Linked DNA regions of Homo sapiens: region 2 is linked to region 1. Evidence: chromatin loops called from intact Hi-C (ENCODE). Cell type or tissue: dorsolateral prefrontal cortex. All regions are shown on one strand. Each heading gives the region's core, and the rest is flanking DNA. Links, peaks and the distances in the headings are about the cores only.

What was found. Hi-C counts contacts between places; a loop is a spot of excess contacts. Peaks named below come from ENCODE experiments on the same cell type or tissue, not always from the same donor. Only the 100,000 strongest peaks of a DNase experiment are listed, where the experiment ranks them.
Region 2: it touches region 1 in a loop (5-fold over the local background); 5 of 110 quality-filtered maps call a loop at or near these places.

Annotation. Positions count from the first base shown.
Region 1 is chr13:45,190,369-45,198,707 of GRCh38, reverse strand. The region is part of intron 4 of GTF2F2 (general transcription factor IIF subunit 2); the gene reads right to left. KCTD4 (potassium channel tetramerization domain containing 4) reads left to right here. Exons shown (of 2, transcript NM_198404.3): 2 at 3,954-5,855. The coding sequence starts at 4,141. The coding sequence ends at 4,920. Among named protein-coding and RNA genes, the nearest start is that of KCTD4, 6.5 kb to the left of the region's middle. In dorsolateral prefrontal cortex, for the core only: CTCF peaks have their summits at 3,986, 5,077, 5,312 and 5,658; a DNase peak (open chromatin) is centred at 4,017; H3K4me3 peaks cover 3,571 bases; H3K27ac peaks cover 3,695 bases.
Region 2 is chr13:45,097,907-45,106,245 of GRCh38, reverse strand. No RefSeq gene overlaps it. Among named protein-coding and RNA genes, the nearest start is that of GTF2F2, 18 kb to the left of the region's middle. In dorsolateral prefrontal cortex, for the core only: no CTCF peak of the experiment used is centred there; a DNase peak (open chromatin) is centred at 3,892; H3K4me3 peaks cover 912 bases; H3K27ac peaks cover 3,776 bases.

The DNA of each region.
Region 1 (8,339 bases), core at 287-8,286:
AAAAAAAAAATGTGGGCAAGTCCAAGGCAGAGATATACTGTCAGATTTAAGTAAAAAGTTGACAGCAGCTTCTCTAGCTTTTACTTTCTTTCTAAGGTAATGGGAATGAAATCCTTTTAAAAGACAAGCAGAGAAGCATGCAGCTGACAACAACCAAGATTTGATAGCAGGGGAGAATGTGGAGACAGAAGCTCCCTGTTCTTATCAAACGCAGCTTCTAAAACCATTCCTTTTCCTTGAAGAGTGTCTGAATTTTATAGAGGAATGATCTGTTAAGTCTAGGAGAATTATCATACTTTTTGTATCTTCCAGTCGGGAGGGATAACCTCCTGGTAAGGTTTCACTTCCTTCCATGGCATGGGAGTATCTCTGGCATATAAATGGAGCAAGTGTATATATTACAATGATGTCCTGCATCAATCACGGGATGACAAAGACCTCATTTCCCATAAGGAGTTGGTAAAAAGATGGGAATTCCTGCTGGAATGAGTTCTGCCTTATGCAGATGGTAGGACATTAGTATTACCTCATAGTGGAAGGTTCTGCCAGAGTTTAGTTAGGCATTGGACCCAATTAACTATAGGATATACTCATACTAAGGACCAGTTTAAATTCTCAAAGTTGGTTATATATGATTAAAGCTGTCTAAGACAGAGGTGATCTAACTCTAATAAAGAGTTAAGGTACTGAGTAGGAAACAGGACCCCAATCTTTCAAATTTTTATATGTTTTTGCCTGCAAAGGCAGATAAAATCTTCAAATCTAGTGGCCAAGTGGATCCAGGTAAGCTAATCTTTGACATGTGTGGTTTAAACCCTTCTGCTGAAACCATTAAATTGAGCAGTTCCGGTTTGTATCTGCAAGGCAGAGAAACATAGTCCCATGATCCAGGGATGTCTCCCTTGGTATAGGTACTGAAGCACCATTTTTATAGTTTTAGGGCTGTGGAGACCTTACAGATATTACCTTGGACAAGCAACACCCACTCGCCACCCCCTAGCAAGTAAATATAAATTTAGAATAGACTAAAACGAGATAATCTGGCTTTCTCCTAAGGGGCATGTGTACCACCACAGGCAGCAATGATCAATGAACTCCTATAATTTCCATGAACTACAGTCATCTTGCTTTGCTGGAGGTAATATGGAGTATTAGGCATACAGCGGGGCCTACTGGGTGCCTTTTTTTTTTTTTTTTTGGAGACAGGGTCTTACTGTGTTGCCCAGACTGGAGTGCAGTGGCGCTATCTCCACTCACTGCAACCTCCACCTCCCGGGCTCAGGCGATTCTCCTGCCTCAGCCTCCCAAGTAACTGGGACTACAGACATACACCAACACACCCCAGCTAATTTTTTTTTTTTTTTTTAATTTTTGGTAGACAAAGGATTTCCCTATACTGGCCAGGCTGGTCTCAAACTCCTGGCCTCAAGTGACCTGCCCGCCTCAGCCTCCCAAAGTGCTGGGATTACAGGCATAAGCCAACATGCCCGGCCTACATTTTTCTTCTTTAAGTCTGCAAGTTGGGCCAAAGAGGACACAAAAGTCCTATGGATTTGTATAAGCCAGGCACTAAGACAAAGCTTCAGTTATACTACTGTTGCCAGGCCATGGGTGGCAAAGAAATCACACATGTCAACTTTGCAGAAGAACACCAGAGTGAAGTCTAGAGTGAGAAAAAACAATCAAGGAGAAGAGGCACAAGATGGAATGGTTCAGAGTCTGTTCAGGCAAGCCTGCAGAAACGAGCACTCATCAGTGGTTTTGAAAACCTGGCAGGAGAAACCAAAAGTGAGTGAGCTAGGAAGTGTAAGGTGGCCCTGGGGTGATGACTGAAGGTCAGCAGTCCCACTTCCAGCTGTCCTGACTCACTCCTGCCTTCTCATCACCTCATGGAAGCCTATCCTCCAACAGCAACAGCATTGGGGCTTCCCATGAAGACATCTATAGACAGGCCAAACAGGGTGTAAGGAAGCAGACCCAGAGTACATAGTATCTATCCACATCACTTTATTTAAACAAGAACATGCTAGCACAGTCTCCATCACTATACTACAGTTATGTTGTACTAATTCTGGTATCCTATAAAGTTCAAAAAAAGAGGACTATACCTATAAATGAAATTGTTATGCCTTTTTGATTTTGCTATTATATGATGCTACTCATGTGCAGTGACTATTTGTAATGGTAACACAAGAATTCCATGAATGTACTTCCAGAGTTGTATCCCTTCTCCCTCAAAATCTATTCAGTATTTCTTAAAAAGTTGTATTGACAGAAAAGACTTAATCTAAAAAAGCAAAATCAAGACAAACATGAGATTGTCAGAATATAAGAGTAAGTCTTATTAAGTGCTGCAGGAGTAAAGGACGTTTTAGTCAAAATGTTGGCTTTGCTGTGAAGTCCTAGATAAAATACTAAAAATTCTCTGGAATGCAATGTTATCTTTGGTGAAATGAGGAAGTTGAATTTCACAGTCTCTAAGCAAAAACACAGCTCTAAAAACATTATGCCTTAGTTTTCTAGTTCGATTTCAACGAACTTTTGATCTCAATAATACATAAATGTTAACTTCAAGATCACTATAAGAATATAATTTTTTATACCTGAAAATCTAATATTGTTTAAAGAAAATAAGAAGTATGCATTTTAGAAGAATCTCTTCCAATATTCCTATGTCAACATACAGTTAAATAATTTTAAAATACTTTTAATGCAAGAGAAATATAAACTAAAGTCTAACTTTTAACAGTGTGGCCCAGCGCAGTAGCTCATGCCTGTAATCCCAGCACTCTGGGAGGCTGAGGTGGGCAGATCACCTGAATCCAGGAGTTTGAGACCCGTCTGGGCAACATGGCAAAAACTTGTCTCTACAAAAATAAATTAAAAACTAAAACTACAACAAAAAACAATGTAGTTTCCCAGAATAATTTAGCAGATAGGCCAAATAATAGTGTACTGGGGACAATGTTTACATTTCTTACCACTGAGCCTTTAAATGCTAGAAGTGAAACCTCAGAACCCTAAATTGCTTTGGAAGGGAAGTTATAGGGGAAAGAGGAAAAAGATGTGAGAAGTGGAGGGTGACATCATTCACACTGTTCCAGCTCCCAAGTTGAAAAACAAGGTTAGGCTTTGGTGATTTATTTTGCCCACTGTGAAACAAACAAACAAACAAACAAGAAACTAACTTACCCATGACACTATTTTGTAGTAGGTATTCTGAATCTAGATCTTTCTCCTATCTTCCTACGGTATATACATGCATGCACATACACAGTCACAGTATTTTCTATAATTGTCCAAGTCTTTGTTCAGCACAGAAGCAGGCTCCGAGTGAAACAAGTTCATGAATTTTCCACAGAAAATCTTAAGCAAAAAAATTAAGTGATTACTGTAAAGCCTATTTGATTTTTTTTTTACTTTTAGGGTAAATAAAATAATAAAAAATAAAAAATAAAAAAAATTCTTAACATCCTTTAACATAGATCTCCAAATCAGAATCATATGCAAATCCAATTAAATTCAAGTGCAGTGTCACAAGTAGCAGGTTAAGTATTCTTATTTGTGTCTCAAAAATGACTACAATACTTTGAAATGTGTGACTTTTTCCGGGAAAGAAAATTGTATACACCTAGAATTTTCACCTTATGTTTCCTACTTAAATTTACTTTAAAAAGATGACACTAAATCAATATACATTATTTTCCAAAAGATGACAATATTATTCAACATTAAGCCTGCCTGATTAAAAAATAACTTAGGCATTTAGAAATAGTTAAACATTCACATTTGGATGAAGAATTAAACATTTGGATCTGCTTAACTGACAAGAGGAAATTCAATTTATTCTGAGTAACTCTTATTACTTCAAAGGATAGACATGAAAATCCTTTCACAACAAATCCCTTCCCTGATACAGTTAAATGCAAATTCTCTTTTCCGTCTTACTCCAGAAAGCTCCTGCATACATAGGCTGATACGCCACCTACTGCAAAACCGAGCTGACAGCGCAGGCGATGCTGCCAGCGTTTCCATTCCATCACCAGGCTGGGGCTGAATAAAGGCGTGCTTGTGTGGTAGTGTCTCTTTTTAAAAAATCTCAAAGCCAAGAAGAACAAGCTGAAATAGCATCTTCAAAAAATGGAGCGTAAAATAAACAGAAGAGAAAAAGAAAAGGAGTATGAAGGGAAACACAACAGCCTGGAAGATACTGATCAAGGAAAGAACTGCAAATCCACACTGATGACCCTCAACGTTGGTGGATATTTATACATTACTCAAAAACAAACACTGACCAAGTACCCAGACACTTTCCTTGAAGGTATAGTAAATGGAAAAATCCTCTGCCCGTTTGATGCTGATGGTCATTATTTCATAGACAGGGATGGTCTCCTCTTCAGGCATGTCCTAAACTTCCTACGAAATGGAGAACTTCTATTGCCCGAAGGGTTTCGAGAAAATCAACTTCTTGCACAAGAAGCAGAATTCTTTCAGCTCAAGGGACTGGCAGAGGAAGTGAAATCCAGGTGGGAGAAAGAACAGCTAACACCCAGAGAGACTACTTTCTTGGAAATAACAGATAACCACGATCGTTCACAAGGATTAAGAATCTTCTGTAATGCTCCTGATTTCATATCAAAAATAAAGTCTCGCATTGTTCTGGTGTCCAAAAGCAGGCTGGATGGATTTCCAGAGGAGTTTTCAATATCGTCAAATATCATCCAATTTAAATACTTCATAAAGTCTGAAAATGGCACTCGACTTGTACTAAAGGAAGACAACACCTTTGTCTGTACCTTGGAAACTCTTAAGTTTGAGGCTATCATGATGGCTTTAAAGTGTGGCTTTAGACTGCTGACCAGCCTGGATTGTTCCAAAGGGTCAATTGTTCACAGCGATGCACTTCATTTTATCAAGTAATTACCTGTGTCACGAACAAAGGCAACAAGCATGCAGCCAGCAAGCTTCGGAAAACCACAGCATCAAAGACATCCCAAATAACATGCCCAGCTAGCTCTGTACTACAGAGCCCTGCTACTAATCAATTACTGTGAGCTAACGGTATGTAAATTCTATCGCTAAAGATGTCCTTCCTCTGGGGTGTTCCTACTGATCAGACTCTTCCACCTAAAATGAAAACAGTAACCTTCTATATACTGTAAATAAAGACTGAAAGCTTTTGCTATTTATTTGTCCTTAAGCTGTCTTTCAATTCAGATTGTCTTGGGTATTTGCACAAAAAAGAAAGCATGTACATTATCTATCGTTCATTTAAGTAAATGGTAATAAAATATTTTAAGGGGCTATTAATATTTAAAATCCTTTTCTACTATGGCAAAAATCTACAGAGAAACTGAACTGGCAAAATTAACTACCTGGAGCAAAACAGATGTGCAGATCTAACTAAAACAGAGCTATAGTGAAACAAAATGAGATTGTAAGAAGACATTAAAGCTATTGATTTGATTTTTCCATAGCAAGCACCAAAAGCTTATATTCACAGTTCCTGTGTTTCATATTAGACTTATAGCTGAATTGGTATTTTGCTGAAAATTCCTAGAAAACTGCTTGATGACAATAAAAAGTAAATAAAAGCACTGCTACCTTCTTTGATTGTATTAATGATTATAATAAAAAGTTACAGGTCACTTTAAAAGCAAACAGTACCACTTGATGATTTTGCATAAAATTATGCATTGATGTCAACCGGCAGGCTACAGGAACCCTGGCTGGTCCTGGAAGTGACAAAAACCAGCAAATTCAATTCTTTGCAGGCTGAGTTCCCACAAAGCATGGGTAACTTAGTCTCAATAGAGTATCTGTTATTAGAATAATAAAGGAGTTCATTTTCAGAATCATCCTAAGTATCTGTTCATTTTTCAAGCTCAAAAATATTAAATGAACATCACTAAACATTATTCTTATGAAAGAACTTTGATTGTTTTCAATACCTTTTTGGATGCTAAATCTCAGACTCAGTGAGTTAACATTACTTCATGCCAAACAAAAAATTATTTTTAAAAATTACGTTTTATGTATGGCCGTTTCAATGAAGTAGTCTACAAACTTAACTTTAAATGAGTGTATTTTCCCCCTGCAAAGGACAGCTAAATCATTTCACTTGTTCTTTAACTTCTAAGAACAAAATATATTTAAATTTGCTCTTTTAAAATTAAACGATTAAATCTGGTAACTAAATCTTAATTTTAATAATCTCAAGAAGATGTCTGAAAATCTTGACTGAGGTTACATAAATTAGCATATATGCCAAAAGTTTGATGACTCATAAAAACTTAGAATAAGTAAAGCTAATGTTCATTTCCAGAACTATAACTGACTTCTAGTTATAACATCTAATGTAATGTAAAAGTTGGCTGTATATGCTAAAAGAAACCTTTTAAAATCTGTTCTACAAAAAAATTCCTTCAAAAATCACATTTAAAAACCAAATTCCACATTAGCTACATAATATTTTTATATATACTAAGAAAAACAGATTTCTACTAAAACATTATCTTTTACATACTTTAAAACAGCTTAATCAAGACTGAACAAAACTATAAAAACAGGAAAAGAATTGTAAAATTTATTTGAATAGCCACTATAATTGAACTGTTTATATGCCTCTCCAACTTAGGAGTTGACTTTTCCTTGGCATTTGGACTTTGGTAATGAAAAAAAGGTAGTGATTTACTGTCAGAGCAAGATTTTCTCTTACAAGATTTCATTACGGATAATAAAAATAACCCTGACATATCTTTTTACAGGAGATATAGCTGAACAGATCTCCTTAGAAGCATTACAAGTAAGGTTTTTTATCAAATCCAAAGAGGAGAATTTAACTATCTTAACAAAGTTATTATTGATAGAAACCATTAAAAATATCAGATTCATTTTTATGTAGCATCTTTTAGAACTTGTATCTGGACACATTTAATTCCTCCTCACACTTCTAATAAATCACAATGTTCTAAAACAATTTAGTAATCTAGAAGGAAATCTGACTAGACTGACCACCCTTGTAACTTTTTATAAATGTACCTTTTTAAATTCCAAATTACTTGTACTTGGATTTATATATTCAAATGCCTAAATATTGTGCTCTAAGTATACAGAAAATATCTATATTTTAATGTTAGTATTTTCTAAATATATTCAGAAATACTTTCCATTCAAGAAACTCAAGAAATCACACAAAATGTCACTTATAAGTCAGAGTGAAGCTTTCAGAGTATTTCTGTTCCCAGTTACTGAAAAATTTATTTCTCAAATTTTTTCTCATAAGTAAATACTGTTCCAAAAAACAAATCACAAAGTGACTATCTTTCTCAAAAGAAAGGTAATAAAAAAGTAGGTTACTATAGTTGCCATGAGCCAAACATATATTCTCTTATATTTGGAATTACCCCATGCAGTGACTCTAGCACCATCCTTAAAATGTGAGATTATGGCTATATATATATATATATATATATATATATATTTTTTTTTTGTATTTTTAGTAGAGACGGGGTTTCATCATGTTAGCCAGGATGGTCTCGATATCCTGACCTCGTGATCCACCCACCTCGGCCTCCCAAAGTGCTATGATTACAGGCGTGAGCCACTGCGCCCGGCCGGCTTTTACTATATTTTTAAAATGTATATATGGTGGTATACAGAACAAATGAAACACGAGACTTTTCAAATAATTCAAGGAAGATGACTACCATGCCAGACTGAAGATGATGTTACTGAATCAGCTTATTCAGTTTTTTTTTTTTTTTTAAAGAAAATTACTTGTATTTCAATTTGCCACACGTGGTGGCATACACTTGTAATCCCAGCTACTTGGGAGGCTGAGGCGAGAGGATCGCTTTAACTGAGAGGTGGAAGTTGTGGTGAGCCGAGATCGCACCACTGCACTCCAGCCTAGGTGACAGAGCGAGATTCTGTCTCAAAAAAAACAAAAACAAAAACAAAAAAACCCCCACAAAACTTATACTTCAAATGTTACTTACTTTTAGGGTGATAAAAAAAGCTAACATTTATTAAGCATTTTACTATATGCCGGATACCATGCTAGGAACATACATTCTCTCAATTAAACCTCAAACAATTCTAAGAAAGGTATTAATTATTCTTTCCTTTTTACTGATGAAGAAACAGAGACTTAGGGGGTTAAGTAACCTGCCCAAGATTACATAGTTATAAAGAGGTGGAACCAGGATTTGAAGCCCAGGTATACCTGTACCAGAGCCAACAGAAACCACGTCTGATTTTGCAAGCCACTTATATCCCTAACACCTAGAACGTGGCAGAAAACAGGCATTCACAAGGTAGGTGTTGAATACAGAATA
Region 2 (8,339 bases), core at 299-8,298, 92 kb after region 1:
AGCGTGGCAGGCTGAGTAAATGGGGTACCCCCGTCACAAGTCTGACAAAGGGGTTGAGAAAAATCCTGCATCACCTTGGCAACTGGATAAGTCAGTTCACTTAGTTTACAATCTCCACATACTCATTTGTGATGCAATAAGGGCTGATTGTAACATAACCCAGTTTTAAAATCTCAAGTTTAATGAGTAAAACAAAATGCACAACTGGTAAAGCCAGTTGTATATTTTTTTTAAACATAGGAATACTTATGAGAAGTTTGAGCTAGGGGTGGTGGCTCATGCCTGTAATTCCAGCGCTTTGGGAGGCCGAGGTAGGTGGATCATTTGAGGTCAGGAGTTCAAGACTAGCATGGCCAGTGTGGTGAAACTCCATCTCTATATTTTTATATTTCATAAAATATAAAAGTTAGCTGGGCATGGTGGCACATGTCTGTAGTCCCAGCTGCTTGGGAGGCTGAGGCAGAAGAATCACTTGAACCTGGGAGATGGAGGTTGCAGTGAGCTGAGATAGCGCCACTGCACTCCAGCCTGAGCGACAAAGTGAGACTCCATCTCAAAAAAATAATAATAATAATAAGAAGAAGAAGTTTGAAATGTGTGATTAGAACCTTGCTATTCAAAGTGTGGTGCCTGTGGCCGAGCATGGTGGCTCACATCTGTAATCTGAGAACTTTGGGAGGCTGATGTGGGAGGATCACTTGAGGCCAGGGGTTCAACACTAGCCTTGGCAACATGGCTAGAGCCTGTCTCTACAAAAAAATAAAAAATTAGCCGGGCATAGTAGCACATGCCTGTGGTCCCAGCTTCTTGAGCAGCTGAGGTGGGAGGATCCTTGAGCCCAGGAAGTCAAGGCTGTAGTGAGCCATGAAGGCACCACTGCACCCCAGCCTGGACAATAGAGCAAGACCCTGTCTCAAAACAAAAAAAAACCAAAAAGTGTAGTCCCAGGACTAACAATATTAAGTTATCTCAGCGCTTTATTAGAAATGTAGAATTTAGAGGCCCATCTCTGACCTACTGAAGCAGAAGCTGCATTTTTTTTTTTTTTTTTTGAGATGGAGTCTCGATCTGTAGCCCAGGCTGGAGTGCGGTGGCACAATCTCGGCTCACCGCAAGCTCCGCCTCCCAGGTTCACGCCATTCTCCTGGCTCAGCCTCCCGAGTAGCTGGGACTACAGGTGCCCGCCACCACACCTGGCTAATTTTTTGTATTTTTAGTAGAGACGGGGTTTCACTGTGTTAGCCAGGATGGTTTTGATCTCCTGACCTCGTGATCCACCCGCCGTGGCCTCCCAAAGTGCTGGGATTACAGGCGTGAGCCGCTGCGCCCGGCCAGAATCTGCATTTTAAAAATATCCCCAGGTGATTGCTGTGCATGTGAAAGTCTGAGAAGCCTAGTTTAGAATTCTGGCTCCCCCAATTTCCTGTGAAACTATAGGTGCATCATTCATCGTTGTGACTGCAGATTTCCCATCTGTAAAATGGGAAAGAGTGATGCTTCACTCATGTACACATTCGATAATTACTGATTGAATATTCATTGCTCTGGGGATAGAACAGCGAACAAGACAAATAGTTTTTCAGTCCTCTTCTAGCTCTAAAGTTTCACAGCTCTTTAATCTGATTCCTTGATATAATTATTTTTCCCTAGGCTTTCACTCCCTGCCCCACCTCCCGATCTCATGAGAGTACTTACAGCATCACGCAATTTTGCATAAGAAGACAGGTGCCAGAGAAAATGGGAGAAAACAACTCCCTCAAGATGGGAAACCCACTTAAAATTGGAGTAAGAGAATGAACACATACATTAAACGCCCACTGCTGCTGCCAGCTTGCTACAAATTCCCTCCATAAGGAGTCTAAGATTCCCTGACTTGACTTTCAAAATTGCTCCACAAATCATGGGAGATTTCACAGTATTTTACAAACAGCATGATTCTGACAGCATGTCAGGCATCTACTGTTGTGTCTTTCTAGTATCTCTAAAAACAAACCCATAGGGCATGCTAGAAAAAGTGGCAGAGGAGGTTCAGCTGTAATTATAAAGCCCAAACTTGCTGATATTTGCCACCAGCCAAGGGGCTTGAAACCTTTTTAAATTCCATTAATAGGCTATTAGGCAGAACAAAACAAAATGGGGAGGAGAATAAAAAGAAAATGGCCATCCTGGCCAACATGGTGAAACCCCGTCTCTACTAAAAATACAAAAATTAGCTGGGTGTGGTGGCGCACGCCTGTAGTCCCAGCTACTCAGGAGGCTGAGGCAGAAGAATCACATGAATCCAGGAGGCAGAGGTTGCAGGGAGCTGAGATTGCACCACTGCACTCCAGCCTGAGTGACAGAGCTAGACTCCGTCTCAAAAAAAAAAAAAAAAAAAAAGGAAAGCAAAAAGAAAGAACTGCAATACCATCAGGACTAAACTCCATTACTATTCAGTGGCACCAGGTACCTTGGGCCTTTGGTCTAGTGCCTTCATTTAGCAGCAACAGCTCTTTACAGCTCATTTAGAGCTGTAAAGGAAAAGCCACAGCTGTCATTTTAAAATGGCACTCTTTTCCCTTCAGAGGTTAGATTTTCAAAGTGACTCTTTTCAAAAGCTTAAGGAAAAATTGATTTGTAAGACAAGACACTAGATTTTACAAAATTGCTCCTTTACTGGCCCTTGAAAATAGTGTGACTCTTCTTTATGCATAGGAGAAACAGGGCGCTATTCTGCCAGTAGCATCTCTAGTCTTCTATATTTGCAGAAACGGGTTGAAACAACATGGTTCAGATTATTTGTTGGTAAAGAAATTTTGTTAATTAATTATACCACTGTTTATCTGTACTTTTAAGTCTTAATGAGTGCCCAACACATATTAATATCAAAAACATATCAATAAATATTTGTTAAATTAATAAATAAAATAGTGTTCTGAAAGGCGACAGAAAATATAATTTAGACCCGCAACTGTCAAGGACTCAGCAGTTAGTTATATGACCGGTCACCACCTACCACCTGCTTCTTCAGCAAGCCTGTTTTAATGAAAAAGAAAAAAAGAAAAGCCATTGATTTATATCCTTTAGTTCCAGTTTGACCCCAGGACTGCTCAGTATTATGGTTTTTCAGGAGGCAAGCTCATTAAAAAGCAATGCAGGGTGAGGCAAACACATCACAGTCAAATGGCTATGTGACTGCAAAATCCTCCTGAACCAAACATTCACCTAATGAGCTCGGTTTGTGAGTTTTGAATTATAATGAATAACAGGCAGCGTCTGAAGCCCTAAAAAGCGTGTGTGTGTGTGTGTGTGTGTGTGTGTGTGTGTGTGTATGTAAGCAATGGCTTCTGAAGCACACTTTACAAAAGTATGTGCTTTAAAGAAGCCAGCTGAAGGTTTTATGTTCACTGCATGCTCATTAGTAACTGGTCTCATTTCTGCTGTGTTTACTTCTTCTTCTTCTTTTTTTTTTTAAAGAAATCATAAGGATACAATTAAAATCCCAGTGACTGGTGGTTTCTGCTAGAGAGATAAACAGTACCTGACCCCATGTGATCTGTTGCATGAATAGATCAGGATTTCATCTTCAGGCAACTTGATTTTGGATGGTTGCTAAGGAGACTATTGGTATCTCTGTGTCCTAGGTGCCCCATTGCTTGGAGAGAATTACAGCAGATTTTGCCTGTTATTTACCCAGAGAGAAAATCTGAAAACTCATTAAGACAGTGAACACTTTAAGATTTTGCTGGTCTTTTTAATGTTTTGAGTGTTTCTGGCTTTGGAGTGTAACTGGTGAACATGTTGGCATCTAAATGCGTATGCTTTCAGAAATGACAATGCAGCTTTGTTATAGAAAAGAGGCGTAAGTAGTCAGCGTCTGGGTATCAAATTCTGTGACCCAGCTCGTGGCACAGGCCTGTATTTGTTTCTTTGTTTTCTTTTGTCAGAGTCAGGAGATCAGGATTAAATCCCAGCTTTTTTTTGTTTTTCTTTTCTTTTCTTTCTTTTTTTTTTTTGAGACAGAGTCTCACTCTGTTGCCCAGGCTGGAATGCAGTGGGGCATTCTCAGCTCACCGCAACCTCCGCCTCCTGGGTTCAAGCAATTCTCTTGCCTCAGCCTCCTGAGTAGCTGGGATTATAGGCATGCACCACCACACGCAGCTGATTTTTGTATTTTTGGTAGAGATGGGATTTCACCATGTTGGCTGGACTGGTCTTGAACTCCTGGCCTCAAGTGATCCACCCACCTCAGCCTACCAAAGAGCTGAGATTACAGGCGCGAGCCACCGCACAGGGCCCCAGCTTTTTTTCTAATAAGCTATATGGCCCTGGGCAAATATCCTCTTGACACTCAGTTTTCTTATCCTAAAAGCAGAAAAATAGTTAATGCCTGACAGTGTTGTTTGTGAGGATTAAAGATGATAGTGAGAACATGTCAAAAGCTACTCATAAATTACAAACAGCTGTCAGTTACTGTCCTAAGTGTGGTTCCCCTAGGGCACAGACTTTCAGGAAGTTACCCTCCAACATGTATATTAAGGAGTCCTAGGATCAGTGATCCTGGAAGGAAAAAGAAGGAAGCAGGATAAGTAGAGGGAGAAATCGAAAGGTGAATAAATGCAGGCCCAACAACAGACTCAGCTAGCCCTACTGGTGAGCTCTGATGTTAGAATGGCCCTTCAGGATTGTCTTGAATAGAACAAACCTTTTTTTCTCCCTGCAACCCTACCCCCATTCGTATGTTGAAGCCCTAATCCCCAGTGTAATGGTATTTGAAGATGGGGTCTTTGGGAGGTAATTAGCTTTAGATGAGGTCGTGACGGTGGAACCTCCATGATGGGATTAGTGTCCTTATAGAAGAGCAAGAGACGAGAGCGCTCTGTCTCCACCATGTGAAGTCACAGTGAGGAGGCAGCTGTCCGCACACCAGGAAGAGAGCCTTCACCAGGACCCCAACCATCCTGGCACCCTAATCTTGGACTTGCAATTTGTTAAAAACCTGTTGCCAAGCCAGTGCACACCTGTGCAGATTATCTCCAACACCTGCCCTGCCAGCTTAACTTTGTCTCTTCCCTTGCTTTATGGAGGTAGAAACTATTTTCCAGAAAAATCAAAAGGGGAGAGGCTCTGAATCAGAGGCTACAGGGCTCTTCAGAGGGCAGGAGTAAAGATCCAGACTGAAAGGGAGGAGTCTGCATGTGGAGCAGTGGCACGCTAGAGAGATTGCCCAGCTCCTCGCATGCCAGCAGCCACGTATAACATCCAGGCAGGAGCCCCAAGGTCCCCTTCCCGAAAAAAGGGGACATCCCCAGGGAACAGACTTCCTAATACTGGTTATCACTGTCATTTTTATAAGTCTTAAGAGTTGATGAAAAAGAAAAGTTGTCATTTTAGTGAAACAACTTGACTAAGATTTTAGCAAACCAAATCAGGCCCCAGTTGCAAAATAGGCTGTTTAGGATATGCTGAAGAGAAGGCGTTCAGGACAAATACTCTGAAGAAAAAAGACTAGAGTTGAAGAAATTACACCCTTTCTGTTTGGTCTGGGCCAATCATTGTAAATTTCCTGATGTAACAGCCTATAATAAGGGACCTAACTGATTGGGTGATAGATTAGAGAATCACCCTGCAAGGGCCCCTCAGGCACTCTGTCCTCAGTCCTGAGATGTCAATGGTCAACCTGAATCCACAACCTTGGCCTGTCTAATAATAAACACTCCTTCTCTGGGTTAAATAATTAAAACTGTATCCTTAGGAAGAAATAAAAACTAAAATTACACTGTAGATATGGAGAAGGATAAATAAATGTAGATGAAGGCCAGGCACAGTGGCTCACACCTGTAATCCCAGCACTTTGGGAGGCCAAGGTGGGCAGATCACTTGAGCCCAGGCATTCAAGACCAGCCTAGGCAACATGGAAAAACCCCATCTCTACAAAAAATATAGAAAATTAGCTGGGCATGGTGGCACGAGCCTGTAGTCCAGCTACTCTGGAGGCTGAGATGGGAGAATCACCTGAGCCTGGGAAGTTGAGGCTGCAGTGAGCTGTGATCAAGCCATTGCACTCCAGCCGAGGTGACAAAAATAAAATAATTAAATAAAATAAAAACATAGATAAATAAACATAGATATAATTTTAAAAATAATTAAATCAGGCTGTGCATAGTGTCTCACCCCTGTAATCCCAGCACTTTGGGAGGCCAAGGGGGGGTGGATCACCTGAGGTCAGGAGTTCGAGACCAGCCTGACCAATATGGTGAAACCCTGTCTCTACTAAAAATACAAAAATTAGCTGGGTGTGGTGGTGTGCACCTGTAATCCCAGCTACTCGGGAGGCTGAGACAGGAGAATTGCTTGAACCTGGGAGGTGGAGGTTACAGTGAGCTGAGATGGTGCCACTGTACTCCAGCCTGGGCAACAGAGCAATCTTGGCTCATTACAACCTCTGCCTCCTGGTTTCAAGCGATTCTCCTGCCTCAGCCTCCCAACTAGCTAGGATTACAGGCGCCTGCCATCATGCCTGGTTAGTTTTGTATTTTTGGTATAGACGGGGTTTCACCATGTTGGCCAGGCTGGTCTCAAACTCCTGACCTCAGGTGATCCATCCGCCTTGGCCTCCCAGAGTTCTGGGATTACAGGCATGAGTCACCATGCCTGGCCTCTGATCAGTTTTATAATCATTGAAATATATAAATATTTTGCTTACTTTCAAAGTAATTACTACATTTAAAGAACATTTAAAGAAATCTAAGATATTAGACTTGCAAAAAAATTTAATTGACCATTTGCAATTAATGTATGCTTGGAGACAACTCATTTGTAAAATTATGACTTTGATTAATTAGTGTCGTTTGTAAATAAAGGAACACCAATTGTTTACATATTAATAAATTCAGGATTAGACAAAGTATAAGTAGCAGTGAATATTCCTTTCTAAGAAGAAGATCCCCAGACAGTCCAACAAAATGAAGCTTTGAATAAACTTGTACACACAGAGTAACCAATCAACAATTTTTTTTTTGAAACGGAATCTTGCTATGTCACCCAGGCTGGAGTGCAGTGGCACAATTTCAGCCCACTGCAACCTCCACCTACCAGGTTCAAGTGATTCTCCTGCCTCAACCTCCCGAGTAGCTAGGACTACAGGTGCATGCCCCTGCGCCTGGCTAATTTTTGCATTTTTAGTAGAGACGGGGTCTCACTATATTGGCCAGGCTGGTCTCGAACTCCTGGCCTCAGGTGATCTGCCCACCTCAGCCTCCCAAAGTGCTAGGATTACAGGCATGAGCCACCGTGCCTGGCCTCAATCAACTTTTTTTTTTTTTTTTACAGCTTTACTGAGGTATAAGTAATGAACAATAAGTTGCACACATTTAAATTGTATAACTTAATTAGTTTTTGCATATTTAAATACTTGTAAAACCAACTATCAAGATAATGAACATTTTGGCTTAGGCTCAAATGATTCCCCTTGCTCCTTTGTGATCCAATACTTCCTCCTTAACACCCCACCCCACGGCCCAGACAAAATTGGCCTGCTTCTGTCCCTACACGTTAATTGTATTTTCTAGAATTTTACATGAACGGAATCACACAGTATGTACTCTTTTTGTCTTGCTTCTTTTAACTACTATAATTATTTTGAGATTCATCCATGTTGTTGCATATACAACAATTCATTCTTTTTTTTTTTTTTTTTTTTGAGTCAGGATCTCCCTCTGTTGCCAAGGCTGGAGTGCAGTGGTGTAATCACGGCTCACTGCAGCCTTGACCTCCCCGGGCTCAGGTGATCCTCCTTCCTCCTCAGCCTCCCAAGTAACTAATTGTTTTTTTCTTTTTTGTAGAAATGGGTTTTGTCATGTTGCCCATGGTCTGGAACTCCTGGGCTGGAATTCCTGGGCTCAAGCCGTCTGCCTGCCTTGCCCTCCCAAAGCCTGGGATTACAGATATGAGCTGCCGCAGTCGGCCCATTCTTTTCTATTGCTGGGTAGTGTTCCATTATATGGATATACCACAATTTGTTTCACCATTCACCAATTGATGGACACTTGGGATATTAGATATAAAGTGCTAATAACATTTATGTACAAGTCTTGGTGAACATATGCATTCATTTCTATTGAATAAATACTTTAGGATTGGAATGGCTGTGTCATAGGTTATGTATATGTATAACTTTTAAGAAACTGTCAAGCTGTTTTCCAAAGTGGTCGTTTCATTTTACATTCCTACCAACATAGTAAAAGAGTTTTAATTGCTCTATAGCCTTGCAACACTTGTTATAATCAGTCTGTTTCCTGCAAATTATTCTAGTGGGTGTTTAATTCTATTTCATTGTGGTTTTAATTTGCATTTTCCTA